Regions from separate parts of the Homo sapiens genome. Here region 2 is linked to region 1. A link is a loop called in an ENCODE intact Hi-C map of the cell type or tissue named here. Cell type or tissue: chondrocyte. All regions are shown on one strand. Each heading gives the region's core, and the rest is flanking DNA. Links, peaks and the distances in the headings are about the cores only. Region 1 has its middle 340 kb from the start of MYT1L. Region 2 overlaps LOC105373390 (a long non-coding RNA gene).

Region 1 (9,006 bases), core at 3,638-6,137:
TTTGAGTCTAAGGTATGCACTTTTTGGAAAACATAACTCGTCACCTTTTGAAATTATTACTGGATGGCCAATACATTTAGCCCACTCTGCTTTTAACATCCAGTTCATCAAAGGAGACAGTTTCCAACATTATCAAGGAATAATTAAGGCTTTAGACGCAAATCATACTCTGGTAGAACAATCTTTCCATAGTGTGCTTCCAGGAGATGAAGGCAGCAAATAGAACAACCTGCCTCCTGGTGATTTTGCCTTTTGGGAGAAAAATTTACAAAATCATTGCCTCAACCTCAATAGAAAGGTCCATATGAGGTGCTCCTTGCCCATTTCTGTGCTGCCAAACTAAAAGGTTCACTCTGGATTCACACTTCTTATTTAAAGGAAGTTCCTACCCCTGCTGGAATTCAGAAACAATTAGAGGCCTGAAGCTAAAATCGACCTAGGAGTGGAGCAGAGAACAGCTAAAGGTGACCACACACCCAAGACCCCTGGGCCAGGCCTGGATATCATTAAGCTCCCGGAAATACCTGAAATACTTGGCTTCTTATCTGTTGCTTTCTCTATACTCCTAGTTTTTGTCTTTCACTCCCTTGCACAACAGAATTACTTTAAATTCTATCTTGCCCTAGTGCTGTAGCCAGTACCTCGTGTTATACTGGAATAAATACATCTAAAAAAGTAGAGCCCGAGTTGGAAACATTCTCACTACTTAGCTAAATAAAGCATTCACCATGGAATATTCGGCTACTTGATCTCTTCGGAAGGTGGCTAAAATCCAGTCTTCAGCTTTTGTTACTCAGTCTCGTGACTATTGCTGTTATTTTTGTAAAACTTAAGTCACTTCTCCTTATCCACGTGTGCTTAGAAATCAGTTTAACCAAAGTAACAGTCCTTAGAAGCACGATATGATATTCATCAAGCATATGATGTGGAAAACACATCTGATCTGACAATTCTGGGGACCTAAGCAGGCTTGACAGCATTCCTTTCAAAACCACCTGTTAACTCAAATGTAACACAGTCTAGTCTTACATTTCCATAGGCCTAGAGACCCCCTGATAAGGAACGTGACTCCCTGGGACAGGTATATCCCAGCGACAAAGAACAAAATCAGACTCACCGGTTAATCTGAGATGCCTTCTGGATAAAGATCTTGATCAAAAGGGGAACATGTGGAAGGTGAGGTAACTAAGGCTTTCTAAAGAGGGGTTGGAAGATGGTGACAGCATTGCACCCACACCTGCTAGATGCTCCGGTAGACTTGAGGAAGCAACTGAAGTCACTGTCCCCCAGCCTTCTACAACTCTTCACTAGGACCACACTGATTATCTCACCAAGCAGAACAGGTTTGCAGTTTAGGATCTCTGCCAAGCCAACAAATGGCCATGTTGGAGACAGGCACAGCCCTCAGAACTGACCATCATCTCTTCCGGAGGATACACGAGTATCCGTGTCCAGTCCCAGCTGCAGGACTCACAGAGTGACCCTAAATGCAATATAAACCTGGCTTCCTTAAAGGTTTTGCTTTTTCAGCTTCCCTGAGATTTTTGGCGTTGCCATGGAGCGGCTGACTTAGGCAGCGCTGGCGCAGTTGCTTAACTCTCTGGCTGTGCAGCTTCTTGTCCACCACACGGTGATGGGCCATGTGATTACCAGGCCACGGCCAGGACCTGGGGACAGCGGGGCTGAGTAGGACTCAGGGCCTCATCAAGGAAAGGCCTCGAAAACCAGCTTTTTGTGAAAATCCCCTTCCAAACCCCCTCACGCGCCTGCCTCGCAAGACGCTCTTCAGGGCTGCCCTGATTCAGTATATTCAAATGGCAGTTCTTTGTTTCTCAGATCAATGCTATTTCCTTGGGTCTTTGTAGCCATCTGTTTTTTTTTAGTTAGTAATGTGTTTCACCCAATCCGCCCTTTCAGCTGCTGCTCCAGGGATCTGTGCCTCTTTGCAGTAAAACCCTTGGGTCATCCTGTGAATTCCAATTCCTCCCCTTCTTTTCTGTCTTAAACTCACTCCAGCTGGACTTCTGCCTCGCCCAGGCCCCATGATGACGAAGGCCCCATGCGGCTGCCCTTCTGGGACTCCCTCAGCGTAGTCATGGCCCATTGTCCCTGGAAAGCAGGACTCACCAGCTCGAAGAACATGGTGCCATCTTGGTTTCCCTTTGAACCCACTGCTCATTCTCAGACTCCCTGCTGGTCCTTACACATCTTGAAGACCTTTTAACTGTGGCCCTTTTGACTCAGGGCTCAATGTTTGGTCTTCGTAGCATTTCCCTCCATTTTCAACGATGTCTCTCTGACGAGGATTCACCAGCTGATAGATGTTCTCCAGCTCACACCCATTCCTGCTCTGTCTACCTCACATCCGGCCTGAGTGTCAAATAGGCTTTTCCAGCTTCGCCCGTCCGGAACTGAAGGTACGATCTTCCCCCTGTGAAGTGCTTCTTCCACAGCTCCCTTAAGGTCCTTCTTGTGGCTTTTCTTTTTTTTTCTTTTTTCTTTTTTTTTTTTTGAGACAGAGTCTTGCTCTGTCACCCAGGCTGGAGTGCAGTGGCGTGATCTCGGCTCACTCCAAGCTCTGCCTCCCGGGTTCACGCCATTCTCCTGCCTCAGCCTCCCAAGTAGCTGAGACTACAGGTGACCACCACCAAGCCTGGCTAATTTCTTTTGTATTTTTTTAGTAGAGACGGGGTTTCACCATGTTGGCCAGGATGGTCTTGATCTCCTGATCCATCTGTCTCGGCCTCCCAAAGTGCTGGGATTACAGGCGTGAGCCACCACGCCCAGCCTTCTCATGGCTTTTCTGTCTGCCTCGAATTCTTCCCCCAGAGCCTGTTGGATTCTTTCCCCCATCCTTGCAAGCTTTCCCTCAAACACTTCCTTCTCAATAGGGGTGACGTGGCCACCCTCGCTGACTCTGCTTATCCCCCACGCTCACCTTCCTGGGCCTCCTGGACCCCTCTGCTTCCTCTTTCTTTCACAGCACATTTAACCTTTAACAAACTCTATGCTTTCTCATTCATTCAGTTCACTCTTCATTGTCTGTCTCCCCCAGACACTGCAGGCTCCACCAGGCAGGAATTCCTGTTGTGTTTTTGTCAGTATCATGAGCAAATAAGGTCGTGCTGGCTCTGGGGTTGGGTTGTGAAGTTGGATTTGGGGTGACAGGGTGAAGGAGTAAACTCAGGTAGAGGTCAGGTGATAAAGAACCCTGAAAATATGGAAATAGACTGGAGGTCGATTCTGGGGAACCATAAAGACAGTGAAGTGAGGACCAGCATTGTTGGACTTGACTCTGGAGAGGTGCCTGGCTGCAGTGGTGAAGGAACGGGAGATGGCAGCCTGGGCTGAACCAAGATGGAGAGCGGGAGACGAACTGAGCAGAACTTTTCAAAAGGCAGCCCAGCAAAGGCATTTTGCCTTGTACAGCTGGCTTCATGAAAGGCAATTAAGCATGAATTAGAGGAGGAGAGACCGGCTCAGTGTCAGGGCGACCTGCTCCATTTGGGCAGCTCCATCTCCGTGGGACAGTGCAGAGCCCTAGGCTTCTCCCTCTTGCACCGGCCAGGCACTCTGTGGCCTCCTGGTCCTGCTGTGTCATGCACACCACCCATTTTCTCTCTGTCTCATATTTTTGTTTTCTGATTTTAAAATGTGTACGATGGGGACAAGATGAAGTAGTATTCTCATGGTAGGCGAGACATGAATCTTCCTTGAAGTGGCACACATAGAATGAATGGGGGGTAACTGGCCCATGGAGAACACTCGATAAAGCTCAGGGATGAACACGAGCTCGGCAATCCTGGAGTTGGAATGTGCTGCCGTTAGCTCAGAAACACGAAGCTGAGATCACTGAAGGACGCAGTCTCAGCCCAGGGGCTTCAGGGGTTGGGGGATGTGGTCCCAGGTCAGGGGCTCCAGGGGTTGGGGGGCTCAGTCCCAGCTCAGGGACTTGAGGGGTTGGGGGATGTGGTCCCAGGTCAGGGGCTCCAGGGGTTGGGGGATGTGGTCCCAGGTCAGGGGCTCCAGGGGTCGGGGGATGTGGTCCCAGGTCAGGGGCTCCAGGGGTTGGGGGACTCAGTCCCAGCTCAGGGACTCAAGGGGTCGGGGGATGCGGTCCGAGCTCAGGGGCTCCAGGGGTGGGAGCGGCCACAAACCCCTCTCAGGCTTGGATGAAGGGCTGGGGTGTGGGGCCCCAGGGGTCCTGCTCTCCCTCTGTGACTCTGTCCCTCTTCTCGGACTCCCACCTTCCACTGCTGCCTCTCTGCTCTGTCCCATTCTCTCGTTTTTATAGCTCAAAAATGTTCCACCCTCTCTGGGTCCCATCTGACTTCTAACTTTTCTCAGTTCAAGCATCCAGAGAAGCCAACCCACACCTCTGTGTTCTAGTTCCTAGTGACCAGGAAAGAAACTCAATGGGCCAGCTCCCCCAGGCCGCTTGGCCAGGCAGGTCCGCAGGCCTGTGGCCACTGTCACCAGTCACGCTGATGAAGGGTCATGAGGCTCAGGGCATTGGAGGCCACTGCCAACGTTGGCCCTCGGGCGCTTGGAGCAGCTAGAACCGGCCCTCGGCTCCAGGTCCTCACCTGCAATTTCACGGTCAGGAAAGCCCTTGGCTCCGGGTCCTCACCTAGGTCTTCCTCCCACCTCGCAGGGCAGCCCTGTGCCCCGGCATGTGAGGCTGAGGCACGTGCCTGGGACACTGTGCGCATGGGAAGGGACGTCATTAAGTCCTTCAATTCCAACACCGTGGAGGAAATCCCCTAGGATGCGTCCTCCCAGAGATTCGGGGGCCCTGACTCCTCGCTGCATGAAGGGGCCTGAGCCCACCTGAGCCAGGGGCAGGTACATCCTGTTTGCTCAGCCCTGCCCTGCAGCAGCTACCTGACACCCGTGTCCCACCACCGGGCCATGTGTGTGCTGGGGCCTGACTGGAGCCCGATAAGGGGGGTGGGGGGAACAGAACCTGAGCTGTGGCTGCTCCACACAGAGATGCAGCAAACCCGCTGTGGCTGCACCTGGACCAGGCGTCGCCCCAAGTGAGGCTCCTGCCGTTTCCCTGGGCTCCGTGAATGCAGCTTCACTCCGAGCTTTGGCTGGCAGCAGCCCCTTGGACACCTCCTTGATCCTCGGGGCCCTTCTGTGAATCATTCTGACCCCTCACACGCCGCCAGAATCACCCGCGTCACCCTGGGTGAGACCATCAGCAGTTCGCAGGCCTGTCCTGGAGGTCCCACACCAAGGGAGTACTCAGGGCTTCCTGGCTGGAGACACTGCTGAGACCCCGGGAAGCAGGCTTGGCTGCAGGAGAGTGAAGAACGGAGGATTTGTATTTCGCACGTAAAAAGCCAAGGCAGGAATGAGCCGGGAGTGTACGGTGTGGGGGAAGAGGGAGCACAGCCCACGGGCAGGCAGGGTCCGCACTGGAGGCCATGGGTGTGGGGCCCCTGGCCACTGAGGGTGGAGGGGTTGGTCGAGTTCCCCTGGGCCTGTCGGGACCACTGGGCATTGGCCAGAAGTTTTTTTGCAGCCACAGAGGCAAGGGTGCCATTCTTTTGAACAAATCAAGATTCCGCTAAGCGAATGACAGGTGTGGCCCACTATGGCCAGCAGTCTGCAGGGCTGGTCTTCTGCATGAGGGAGGCCGTTTTTGTGGAGGCCGAGGTGGACAATGACTCCAGGCAGCCCTACTCGGCCGCTTCTCTGGCCTCCGCAATCATGTGGCATCTCTTCAGGTGACAGTTTTAATCAGGAACAGACAGAGCTCGAAGGGTGCTTCAGTTGCATTGTGAAGATGACCTGGAATCAGGAGCACTCATCCAAGTCTTCAGATGCACTGAAGAGAGAGGGGTTAATCATGACTGCAGTTTCCATTTCAGTGATGTGCATAGCGCTCAGAACTGACCATCCTCTCTTCCAGAGGATACTCCAGTACCCGCTTCCAGCCACAGCTATGGGACTCACAAAGTGACCCCAAGGTAACATGAACCTTGCAACCTGTTTTCTTAACTTCACTGAGGTTTTCAGCATTGCCAGGGAGAGGTTGACTTAGGCAGAGCTGACACACATACTCGATGCACTGGATGTCCAGCCTCTTGTGCACTACACAGCGGTGGACTGTGTGATCACCAGATCACAGCCAGGTGGCCTGGCCAGGGCTCATGGCTGGGCCAAGTGGGGAGAAATTAGAGGGAGCTGTCTGGTGGCAAGTGGCCAAGTGGGAGGGGAAGGGACTTGGAAGGTGCCTGAGCTCTGAGACTGAGGCTGGCATCCAACCTGGAAGAGCCGAGACTGATGTCCTGCACCAGGTCAATGTGCACCTGAGCTCTCTGTGCAGGAAAAGAACTGGGCGCTGACAGGAATTCTGCTGTGCAGCACCTCATGGTTAATCGTGACAGCAGCCCTGTGAGGCACTTGTCTTCACTATTTACAGATAAGACATCCGAGGTTCAGAGAGATTAAGCTGTATCACCTGGGAGATGTCAACCACATTTCAAACGCGAGTCCTTTTCCTCCAGGGCTGCTGTTTCCCATGGAACAGTTATCTCCCTGCACATAGGCTGCAGTGTTACAAAATGGGGAGTGATGTTTCTTGAGCAGCTACTGCTAGCCAGGAATGTGTATCGGAGATCTCTGCGTTTCCACAACACGTCTGCTGCATTAAATCATCACCTCCATTTGACAGGTGGTCACTGTGACTGGTGCCCTCCATATCACCTGGGGAACCCGTAACCGACCCTCCCTTGCATTTGACAATAAACCTCAGCATGGGCCTGCAGAATGCAGGTCTGGGCTCCTGTCCCATCTGGAGGTTCTGAATGGAGAGCTTGGGAGTCCTCATCTCCTAGCCTGGTTGTGAACTTGAGTCTCAAGGCAACCCACTGCCGTCCGGAAGAGGACCCTTGCTGGAAGGTGTCGGGGTTTATGGGCAAAGACCCCTCAAAGCTTCGCATGTGTTTCCAGGTAGCCTTCAGATAGTAGTAACTGCTCAGCACAGTGCATAGTGTACATTCAGCTTTCACTGCCACAGGTGGGGATCAGTGAAGTCACTTAAGGGCTATTACAAAAGTCAAAGAGTGAGCTGAAGTGGCCAAGTTCAGGACAGAGGCTGTGGCCCTCTAGGTCTGGCATGGGACTGAAGCTTTCTCTACAAAGACAGCAGCATGGCCGGGCACGGTGGCTCACACCTGTAATCCCAGCACTTTGGGAGGCCGAGGCAGGCAGATCACTTGAGGTCAGGAGTTCCAGACCAGCCTGGCCAACATGGCGAAACCCTGTCTCTATTAAAAAATACAAAAATTAGCTGGGTGTGGTGTTACATGCCTGTAATCCCAGCTACTCGGGCGGCTGAGGCATGAAAATTGCTTGAATCCTGGAGGCGGAGGTTGCAGTGAGCTGAGATCACAGCACTGTACTCCAGCCTGGGCAATAGGGCGGGACTCTGTCTCAAAACAAACAAACAAACAACAAACAGCCTCGTCCCCATGCCCAGGAAGAGGAATGCCTTTGCATGATTGCTCAGTCCATGTGTTATCCATTTGAAATTGAAATTCAAACAGTTAAATGTGGTATAAATATATCCTACACCTGGCTTTGGGGAGCGCTTGGTGTTAATAATAGGTTTTAAGTAATAGGAACCTCTTTGTGGCTTTGCTCTGTCTAAAATATGCAATGATGTTTTCACCATTTGAGGCAAATCAATGCGGGGAAAAATGGAGAAAGTAAGTGAAATGGAGCACATACACAGAACTCTAACACCTCGGTACTGCTATGCATGGTATCTACATGCTGTTAAATTGGGAGCTTCACCAGTTCCAGTTTCAGTGGACAGGCACGTTTGAGGCCCTTGCTCTATCCCAGGCACTGCTCCATTCTGGGAATGCAGAGAGTAACCTGTTCTGTAAGGATTTAGAGGGTCTTCTGCGTGCAGGCACCCAGGGGCCCACCTCGGCTTTCATGGAGATGGGACAGGACACCGGCATTTCTCAACAAGCACTTGTAACTTATCAAATGCACGTGTGAGATCCCGGAATGGAGAGCATGGTGTGGAGAGGAAGGGTGCAGCAGGAAGACCGACGAAGGGGCCGACTTCAGCGTGGTAGCCATGAGCCCAGGAAAATGAGTGCATTCAGTAGCGAGGTGAGGGGAGTGGCAGCCAGCAGTCGGGATGCAGAGGGAACCTGGCACCTCCCGGGAGTCCAGGAGGACTCGAGGAGAAGGCCTCATTGGGCCTGGACAGTGAAAGAAGGGTTGGGTGTGGCCAAGCTGGCCTGGTGCATAGGGCACATGTCCCTGAGAGTAGAGTGTCCTTGAGGGCCTGCGTGTGCTGGGTATGGGGCTGGGCACAGTGAGGCCTTGGGGAAGGAGGTGAGCCGGGGCTGGGTTCCGTGAGGCAGGGCTGTGTCTAGACCCCCTGCTGTGGAAGGGCACCTGACTCCCCTTCCCACGAAGGTGAGGCCTGCCCCGGTCGCTCCAGCTGTCGGCAGGAGGGAAACCCAGGAGCCCCGTGTCCTCCATCTGTGAGTCAGCCGGGGGCCTCCGTCTGTGTGGTGAGCCAGGGACCTTTGCCTGTGTGAGTCAGCGGCTTCTGTCTCTGTGAGTGAGCTGGCGGTCTCCGTCCATGTGAGTGAGCCAGTGGCCTCCGTCTGCATGAATGAGCTGGGGGCCTCTGTCTGTGTAAGTGAGCTGGCGGCCTCTGTGTGAGTGAGCGAGGGCTTCTGTCTGTGTGTGAGCTGGCGGCCACTGTGTGAGTCAGCGAGGGCCTCTGTCTGTGTGAGTGAGCTGGCGGCCTGTGCACAGCCCGAGTAACTCGGAGGCCTTGGAACCTGTGAGCCTGAGCCAAGGAGCTCCCCGGTGGGTGGGCATGGGCAGGCCAGGGCCCAGGGCTCTGCAGGTCTCACGAGAACTTATAGGGGTGCAGCCGGTGGACCAGGCAGCCTGTGACCCAGAGAGCAGACGACGGCCCTAGCAGGGCCAGAGGCAGCCACTCACACTGGACAGCACGGC
Region 2 (9,006 bases), core at 3,487-5,986, 70 kb before region 1:
AAAGGCCTGTGTGCTTCTTCCCACTCCCTCTCTGTCTGTCTCTCTCAATTCCGCCCAGGCAGAGGCCAGTGACACAAGCCAACGCCATCCTAGGCCAGCCAGCTCCAGCTCCCCCGTCAATGAGACAGACTCAAGCATGAGCCCAGCTGAGATCAGCAGATCCAGCCCCCATGAGAAGGGCTGCCAAGCTGACTCATAGACTCAGTGAGAAGTAAGAAATAGCTGTAATTTTAAACCACTAAATTTTGGAGTGGTGCGTTAGGCTGCAATAGCCATTTCATCCACACAGGAAAGAAGTAGGGATGGTGAGAACCGTAGGTCACATTAAGAATTTTTTATTTTATCCCAAGGGCAAGCCAGTGAGGCATTTTTCTTTTCTTTTCTTCCTTTCTTTTTTTTTTTTTTTTTTTTTTTTTTTTTGCAGGGAAGTGATATGATTAAGTTGGCATTCTAGAGAGACAATTTTCTGAGCAGTCAGAGAACAGCAGCTGTGTGGGAGGCTCTCATTCACAAATGACATCACCAGTATGTCTCTAGGAAACAAAGCCTGACCTCTTTGTTTCTGTTACCTGCTATCGTGCTCATTAGCTAAATTTTATCAACCTCTCTGGGTCTTAAATCCATGAGCATTAAGGCAGCTCTGAGTGAGAGGCTACAACCATTCACTGCGGCCACAGATTTCACCAGAGAGCTGGTGACAATAAGTGAATATTCACTAATCCATTCCATGTACAACACCAGCCAGCCACCCACATACCTTCACATCCACCCATCTGCCCACCCCGCCATTCGTCACTCCTTCCATCCCCCCGTCCATCCATCCTCCCTTTCTTCCTTTGATGGAGGGTGACCTTTGCACCTGTCTAGCTAAGTATAATCCCTCCATTTTTCCTTAGGTCTCAGTGGCCTCACCTCTGTAAAGACCTTATTTTCCAGACATTCTTCACTCTAAATCCTGCATTGTCCCTTTCTTCTCTCTATTGTTTTATTTCCAAGAGCAGATACACATGATTTATTTCTTCATTCCTTAGTAAATCCTCTTGACTTTTCTTTGTCCTCAAGGTATCACCTTGTGTATCTAGTTCCCTTGATAGACAAACTCCCTGAAAGGGTACCTACCTGCACTTCCTCCACTTCTCCCCTGCTATGCTCTCACAGCGGCCATCAGTCTTCTCTGCATCCTCCAACAAAACTCTTCTCATCAATATCAAGTGATCAGGCCTTGTTCTTTCCTCCTTGAAGCCATTTCTCTATGTGGCCTTCAGGACATCACCTGCCTCATGTTTCTCCTACTGCTCTGTCTCCTTCTTCTCAGTCTCCATTGCAGATAACTTAAAGCTGGCACATCAGGGCTTAGTCTTTGAAATGTTTTTATTATGGTCACATTTATGCTTTACTGATTCCATTCAGAGTCATAGCTCTAAACACCCTCTGGATGTTGATGAGTCCCATTGCATATGTGCAGCCCCATTCTCTCCACAAACTCCACACTCATCTATAAAACTGTGTGTGTACAGCAATTCTGCTTAGGTGTTCAACAACTGCAAGAGGTCCCATGTGAACTTCAAAGCCTGCTTCTCTTGCTTTCTTCCTAAGTCAGCTAATGATTGTCACATCCTTCCAGTTACTCAGCCCAAATACATAAGAATGACTTTTATCTCTTTTTTTTAATTCTCTGAATGCATTACTAATCCATCTTCAAATCCTGTTGAGTGTGCCAACAAAATACAAACAGCAATGACTACTGCTCAACAGCTTCTTCTGTCTGGGTATAAAAATGGTCTCAACCCACTCTCCCTGCACTCACCTTGAACCTTAGAGTCAATGCTCAGCACAGGAACCAAAGTCACTGTAAAACACAAATGATACATGAGCATTCCACTGATTAAAAGCAAGATACTCATAAGATTTGCTGTGTACTCAGATTAAACCTAAATCGAAGCCTGTGGGACAGAGTCCTACGTGATCTTACCTCCATCAGGACTCTGACCACTGGATTCCATAGTCACTTGTGCTTATTCCACATTACCCATGCTAGACGCCTCCTGGTCTTTAAAGAAACTCGGCAGGCTCGGCTGGGTGCAGTGGCTCACGCCTATAATCCCAGCACTTTGGGAGGCCGAGGCGGGCAGATCACGAAGTCAGGAGATCGAGACCATCCTGGCTTACATGGTGAAACCCTGTCTCTACTAAAAATACAAAAAATTAGCTGGGCATGGTGGCGGGTGCCTGCAGTCCCAGCTACTTGGGAGGCTGAGGCAGGAGGATGGCATGAACCCAGGAGGCGGAGCTTGCAGTGAGCCGAGATCCCGCCATTGCATTCCAGCCTGGGCGACAGAGCAAGACTCTGTCTCAAAAAAAAAAAAAAAAAAAAAAAAAAAAAGAAGGAAAAATAAAGAAACTAGGCAGGCTCAGGCCTAAGAGCTGTGGCATTGATATTCCCATTTATTGTAGTGCTCTGCCATCAGCCTGATCCTCACGCCAGCAGGGGATTCTCCAGCAGCCTCCTCCTCACACCAGCAGGTGATCATCTATCAGCTTCCTCCCTCAGTCCAGCAGGTGCTCCTTCATCAGCCTCCTCCTCACTCCTACAGGTGCTCCTTCCTCAGCCTCCTCCCTCAGTCCAGCAGGTGCTCCTCCATCAGCCTCTGCCCTCAGTCCAGCAGGTTCTCCTCCATCAGCCTCCTCCTCACTCCAGCAGGTGCTCCTCCATCAGTCTCCTCCCTCAGTCCAGCAGGTGCTCCTCCATCAGCCTCCTCCTTCAGTCCAGCAGGTGCTCCTCCATCAGCCACCTCCCTCACTCCAGCAGGTGCTCCTCTAACAGCCTCCTCCCTCGGTCAAGCAGGTGCTCCTCCATCAGCCTCCTTCCTCACTCCAGCCAGTGCTCCTCCATCAGCCTCCTCCTTCAGTCCAGCAGGTGCTCCTCCATCAGCCTCCTTCCTCACTCCAGCCAGTGCTCCTCCATCAGCCACCTCCCTCACTCCAGCAGGTCCTCCTCCATTAGCCTCCTCCCTCACTCCAGCTGGTGTTCCTCCATCAGCCTCCTCCTCACCTCAGCAGGTGCTTCTCCAACAACAGCCTCCTCCCTCAGTCCAGCAGGTGCTACTCCTTTCATCTCCTTCTCATTCCAGCAGATGGTCCTCAATCAGCCTCCTCCCTCAGTTCAGCAGGGGCTCCTCAATCTCCCTTCTCCTCTCTCCAGCAGGTGCTCCTATATCAGCCTCCTCCTCATTCCAGTAGGTGCTCCTCCATCTACCTTTTCCTCACTCCACAGGTGCTCCTCCATTAGCCTCTTTCTTCAGTCCAGCAGGAGCTACTCCTTCTATCTCATCCTCATTCCAGCAGGTGCTCCTCTATCAGCTTCCTCCCTGAGTTCACCAGGTACTCCTCAATCAGCCTCCTCCACTCTTCAGCAGGTGCTCCTCCATCAGCCTCCTTCTCTCTCCAGCAGGTGCTCCCCCATCAGCCTCCTCCCTCAGTCCAGCAGGTGCTCCTCCATCAGCCTCCTCTCTCACATTTTTTTTATAGTACCCATCTCACTGAGGCTTCTCTCTCAACCTCATTTCTCAATTTTTACCCCACACACTTCCTGTGCTTGGCATCTATTTTTTTTTCTTTTTAGGATACTTCCAACAGTTTACATACTTTACATATTTCTCTTGTTCATTGTCCCCTACACTACTAGGCCTGAGCCATGGGGAGAATGATTTTGCTGTTTTCAAGGCCAGATCAGTCATCATGTTTTTCAGTACTCAGGAAATGTTGATAGAATGAATGAATAACTGGATGAATACACATAAATGTGTTGAGCATCAGGACATGACAGGATCAGACTTGCCAGAAATTCTCCTTGCCTGAACCAACCTGCGCCAGTGCTGGACGTGTCGGCGCCCATGGCCCTGCGTGGGAATGGAGTTGCTCAAATGCCCTGCAGAAAATGTGCCTGGGTGTTACCACCTAGGTGAGCACAGAGGCAGGGCCTCCCTCCTGCATGGTGCTGAGGCCTGGGTGGAACAAGCTCATCTCTACTGAACCTTCACTTTGTGCCAGGGACTACTTAGACACCGTGTAGAGGTTGGGGCTGATGCCACCGAGGTGAGCACAGAGGCCGGGCCTCCCTTCTGCATGGTGCTGAGGCCCAGGAGGAGCAAGCTCATCTCTACTGAACCTTCACTTTGTGCCAGGGACTACTTAGACACCATGTAGGGGTCGGGGCTGATGTTGGGTAATGGGGTCCCTGCTCCCAGTTAGACGTCAGCTCGAGGAAGTTGGCAGCCCCTCTGTCCTGGGCTCCTCACCTGCCTCACGGGGCCTTGGGCTGAGCCTCCAGCTCTGTCTGGTCCTAAGCCAATGATCCATCCCCTGCTGGCCTCGTTCATGCCCTGCTCTTTTCCAAGGCTTCTTCCCGTGACTCTGCCTGACCTGTCAGCTGCTCTGCAGATCAACTTTGAAATGCACATTGTCAGGAGCACCTAAGCCTCCAATTCCAGGCTGGTGGGAGAGCCACGTTGAATGTTTAATTGTTTTTCACGTGGTTGCTGCTGAGAGCTGCCCAGGGTAAGGTCAGCTCTGAGATCATCCGAGTTCGTCCGTAATCACCGCCTTTACAGACTTCTCCAAGGGTTCAGTAGGAGGCTCAATTTTCGCCCCATTAATATTAATTCGTTGGCTGTGGGGGCTTGTTCTGATGACATATTCTCTTGTTAAATATTCATGGCTGGAGCTAGAGGTGCACCGCAGACTAACTATTACCAGGGGAAAATTGGAGCAATCACCATTAACTGCTCCTGACAATCGTCTCTGATTTGTCTCTCTGCCCTTTGAGAAGCAGCCTCCCTGTCAGAGAATGTCCAGCCTGGTCCTTGTCAGGAGACAGGTGGGATGGGAGGCTTCTGGCCAGTTGCACAAGGGCTCTTCTGTGGCTCTTGGATGCACCAAAGGCCGTGCGATGGGGCCCCTGTTCTGAACGAGAGGCCCCGGCGCCCTGGCGGTGCAAATCCCCGAGCGCCAGGCCTTTCGCCTCCTCTCATTGTGCACAGCCTTCTGCTGGCTTCACAGACAGTGGGCTGTTGGGGCTGAAGGTATTTTCTCCACCACATCTGCATGTTTACAGATAAGAAACCGATTCAGAGATGTGAAGGGCTTTGATCAAAGTTCACATATTAACTAGGGTGGGGCTGGGAGAAAAATCCCTGACATAGTAGGCTTCTTATTGGTAAATCAAAACCGGTAATCAATATTCTATAGCTGGTTCCATCAAGTGATGTTTAGATCCCACAAGAGTGAGAGTCAACCTGCTTATAGTTAAAGTCAACTTGCTCATCAAATTATTTCAGATGAGACCGGGTGCGTTCAGGGTGGTATGGCTGCGGACTCATCCAGTTATTTTAAACAGCAATCAATCAACAGGACTTGACTGACCCTCTGCCCAGCTCTGAGCACCATTCTAGGCCTGGTGGAGGAGCCCGTAATGCCAGGGCCTCATATGACTCTAGAATGAGTCCCCAGCACAGGCACTGCCATTGGCACAGAGCCACCCACTAACCTGCAGATGCCTCCAATGTGCTTTGAATCCATTCAGTCTTGTTTTAGTTGGACCAAGCCAGGCTCTGTTGCCTGCTGTCTAGAATCTAAACCATTAGGTTGATGCAGAAGTATCCCAGTTTTTGCCATTACTTTCCATGGCTAAAACCATGATTACTTTTGAACCAATGTAATAGTGTCAAGTGTCAGCTGAAAAGAATTGGACTAAATGCTTTCTGGTACAAAATTCTTCTTGGGGAATACACTGAGTATTTTGGGGGCTAAGAATCTACTTCTTGGCCTAGAAACTCTAGCCCACTGCCACCTTTTTTCTTTTCTTTTTTTTTTTTTTCCTGTCTTGGACCTTTGTTTTTTTGGTCATTTGTGTTTCAGTTCAGTTGTCAATTTCTTCATCTGACCTTAATGTAAAGGGACTCTTGGAGCCAGTGGCCACCTGAGATGTGGGAAGGAGCAACCAGTCACAGCTACACAGGAGGGGCCTGCCAGGGTGCTCTCTCTCTGTCACAGACACATACTCAAACACTCACACACATGCACACGCACACACACGCACATTAATTCTATGCACATCCCTGCATTCAGGGCCAGAGGAGGTGGGATCGTACTCAGTGATAACACAAGTTGCTGCCGAATATCCCAGCTGCTCCTGCCCCTGATGCCACTGCGAGGAGTTAACAATCCTCCAAAAGGAAAAAAAAAAAAGGAAAAGAAAAGCAAAAAGGAAAAAAAAAGAGTGTGCTGTCTGAGGTAGTTCTTGTCTTAATGACTTTTTCCTGGCTCAAATCCTGTTTTCGCTAGGATTATTAGTGACTTTCCTGGAATTTTTTGTCATGAAGCCTCTGGGGTCGGTTGTCCACTGTGGCGAAATGCTGTCTTGATCTGATGTCTGTGAGCTGGGAGCCTGATATGTGCTATTTTATCTCTGCACATGGTCTTTCTTTCTAAGATGAGATTAGCATGGCTTTCCATGGTTTCAGGGCTGTGCCCTACAAACGCCCTTGCCAATGTGTCCATCTTCCCCGGGCTCTGCTCTCTGAGTCTGTGTCCATCTTCCCCGGGCTCTGCTCTCTGAGTCTGTGTCCATCTTCCCTGGGCTCTGCTCTCTGAGTCTGTGTCCATCTTCCCCGAGCTCTGCTCTCTCTGAGTCTGTGTCCATCTTCCCTGGGCTCTGCTCTCTGAGTCTGTGTCCATCTTCCCTGGGCTCTGCTCTCTGAGTCTGTGTCCATCTTCCCTGGGCTCTGCTCTCTCTGAGTCTGTGTCCATCTTCCCTGGGCTCTGCTCTCTGAGTCTGTGTCCATCTTCCCTGGGCTCTGCTCTCTGAGTCTGTGTCCATCTTCCCTGGGCTCTGCTCTCTCTGAGTCTGTGTCCATCTTCCCTGGGCTCTGCTCTCTGAGTCTGTGTCCATCTTCCCTGGGCTCTGCTCTCTGAGTCTGTGTCCATCTTCCCTGGGCTCTGCTCTCTCTGAGTCTGTGTCCATCTTCCCTGGGCTCTGCTCTCTGAGTCTGTGTCCATCTTCCCTGGGCTCTCCTCTCCGAGTCTGTGTCCATCTTCCCCGAGCTCTGCTCTCTGAGTCTGTGTCCATCTTCCCCGGGCTCTGCTCTCTGAGTCTGTGTCCATCTTCCCTGGGCTCTGCTCTCTCTGAGTCTGTGTCCATCTTCCCTGGGCTCTGCTCTCTCTGAGCCTGTGTCCATCTTCCCTGGGCTCTGGTCTCTGAGTCTGTGTCCATCTTCCCTGGGCTCTCCTCTCTGAGTCTGTGTCCATCTTCCCTGGGCTCTGCTCTCTGAGTCTGTGTCCATCTTCCCTGGGCTCTGCTCTCTGAGTCTGTGTCCATCTTCCCTGGGCTCTGCTCTCTCTGAGCCTGTGTCCATCTTCCCTGGGCTCTGCTCTCTGAGTCTGTGTCCATCTTCCCTGGGCTCTCCTCTCTGAGTCTGTGTCCATCTTCCCTGGGCTCTGCTCTCTGAGTCTGTGTCCATCTTCCCTGGGCTCTGCTCTCTCTGAGTCTGTATCCATCTTCCCTGGGCTCTGCTCTCTGAGCCTGTGTCCATCTTCCCTGAGTTCTGCTCTCTCTGAGCCTGTGTCCATCTTCCCTGGGCTCTGTTCTCTGAGACTGTGTCTATATTCCCTGGGCTCTGCTCTCTCTGAGTCTGTGTCCATCTTCCCTGGGTTCTGCTCTCTGAGTCTGTGTCCATCGTCCCTGGGTTCTGCTCTCTCTGAGTCTGTGTCCATCTTCCCTGGGCTCTGCTCTCTCTGAGTCTGTATCCATCTTCCCTGGGCTCTGCTCTCTGAGCCTGTGTCCATCTTCCCTGAGCTCTGCTCTCTCTGAGCCTGTGTCCATCTTCCCTGGGCTCTGCTCTCTGAGTCTGTGTCCATCTTCCCTGGGCTCTGCTCTCTCTGAGCCTGTGTCCATCTTCCCTGGGCTCTGCTCTCTCTGAGCCTGTGTCCATATTTCCTGGGCTCTACTCTCTCTGAGCCTCCCTGTCACCATCCCTCAGGGCTGATTCCTCCCTGGCCAGCTCACAGGCTGGTTTCAGGAGCCTCTTCACAGTCTGCATGCTCTGCTTCTCAATTGTTGGCTCAGGATACGAATGGAGAAATGCTGCCCCATGACAGGCTGTGTGTCTGCTGCTCAAACTTCAGCTGTGGTTTCATCATCCCAGCCAGTAATTTCCCAGGAACCCACCTCCTATTATACCTCAGAACAGGTTCCTTCCCAGCACCCTTTCCCCGATGATGAGGCATCGCAGGCACTTTCAATTTACGATTGTTGCCTTAACACCCCCGGGCTCTGCGGGGTGGCTGCGCTTCACAGTCATTACAAATTACAAAGGCAACAATTTGTTGAACACCTATTATGTTCCAGGCATTTTCCAAAACGATTGCCTAGCAGGCATTTATTTCCAAACCTTACACGAGATGCCCCCTTTTTTCTTAAATTGTGGTAAAATACACATGGCATAAATTTTACCACTTTAACTATGTCTAAGTGTACTGTTCAGTAGTGTTAGGTATATTCACATTGTTGTACAATCAATATCCAGAACATTTTTATCTTGAAAAACTGAAATTGTCCCCGTTAAAGAATAACTTTCCTCTTTCCCTCAGCTCCTGGCAGCTGCCCTTCTACTTTCTGTCCTTATGAACCTGGCTACTCTAGATATTTCACATAAATGGACTCACACAGTGTGTGATTTTGTGTGTGTGTGTGTGACTGACTCCTTTAACTTGGCATAATGTCATCAAGTTTAATGAATGTTGTGGCATGTGGCAGAATTTTCTGACGCTGTTCTCTCTATCCTTTCCAGCCCTTGTTATTTTCTGTCTCTTTGGTGGCAGCCATCCTAACGGGTGTGATGTGCCTTCAAGGGCCTCTTAACAGGTCGGGGCATTGGGACCAGCCACTCGGACAGGAAGGACCAATACGGGAGCAGGTTTGTGGACAGAATCTGACCAGTCACTGCACCT

What was found. Peaks named below come from ENCODE experiments on the same cell type or tissue, not always from the same donor. Only the 100,000 strongest peaks of a DNase experiment are listed, where the experiment ranks them.
Region 2: it touches region 1 in a loop (6-fold over the local background); 2 of 110 quality-filtered maps call a loop at or near these places.

The regions. Positions count from the first base shown.
Region 1 is chr2:2,665,072-2,674,077 of GRCh38, reverse strand. No RefSeq gene overlaps it. Among named protein-coding and RNA genes, the nearest start is that of MYT1L, 340 kb to the right of the region's middle. RefSeq lists an enhancer at 8,693-9,006. In chondrocyte, for the core only: no CTCF peak of the experiment used is centred there; a DNase peak (open chromatin) is centred at 4,878.
Region 2 is chr2:2,734,439-2,743,444 of GRCh38, reverse strand. All of the region lies in intron 2 of LOC105373390 (a long non-coding RNA gene), which reads left to right. Among named protein-coding and RNA genes, the nearest start is that of LINC01250, 390 kb to the left of the region's middle. In chondrocyte, for the core only: no CTCF peak of the experiment used is centred there; no DNase peak of the experiment used is centred there.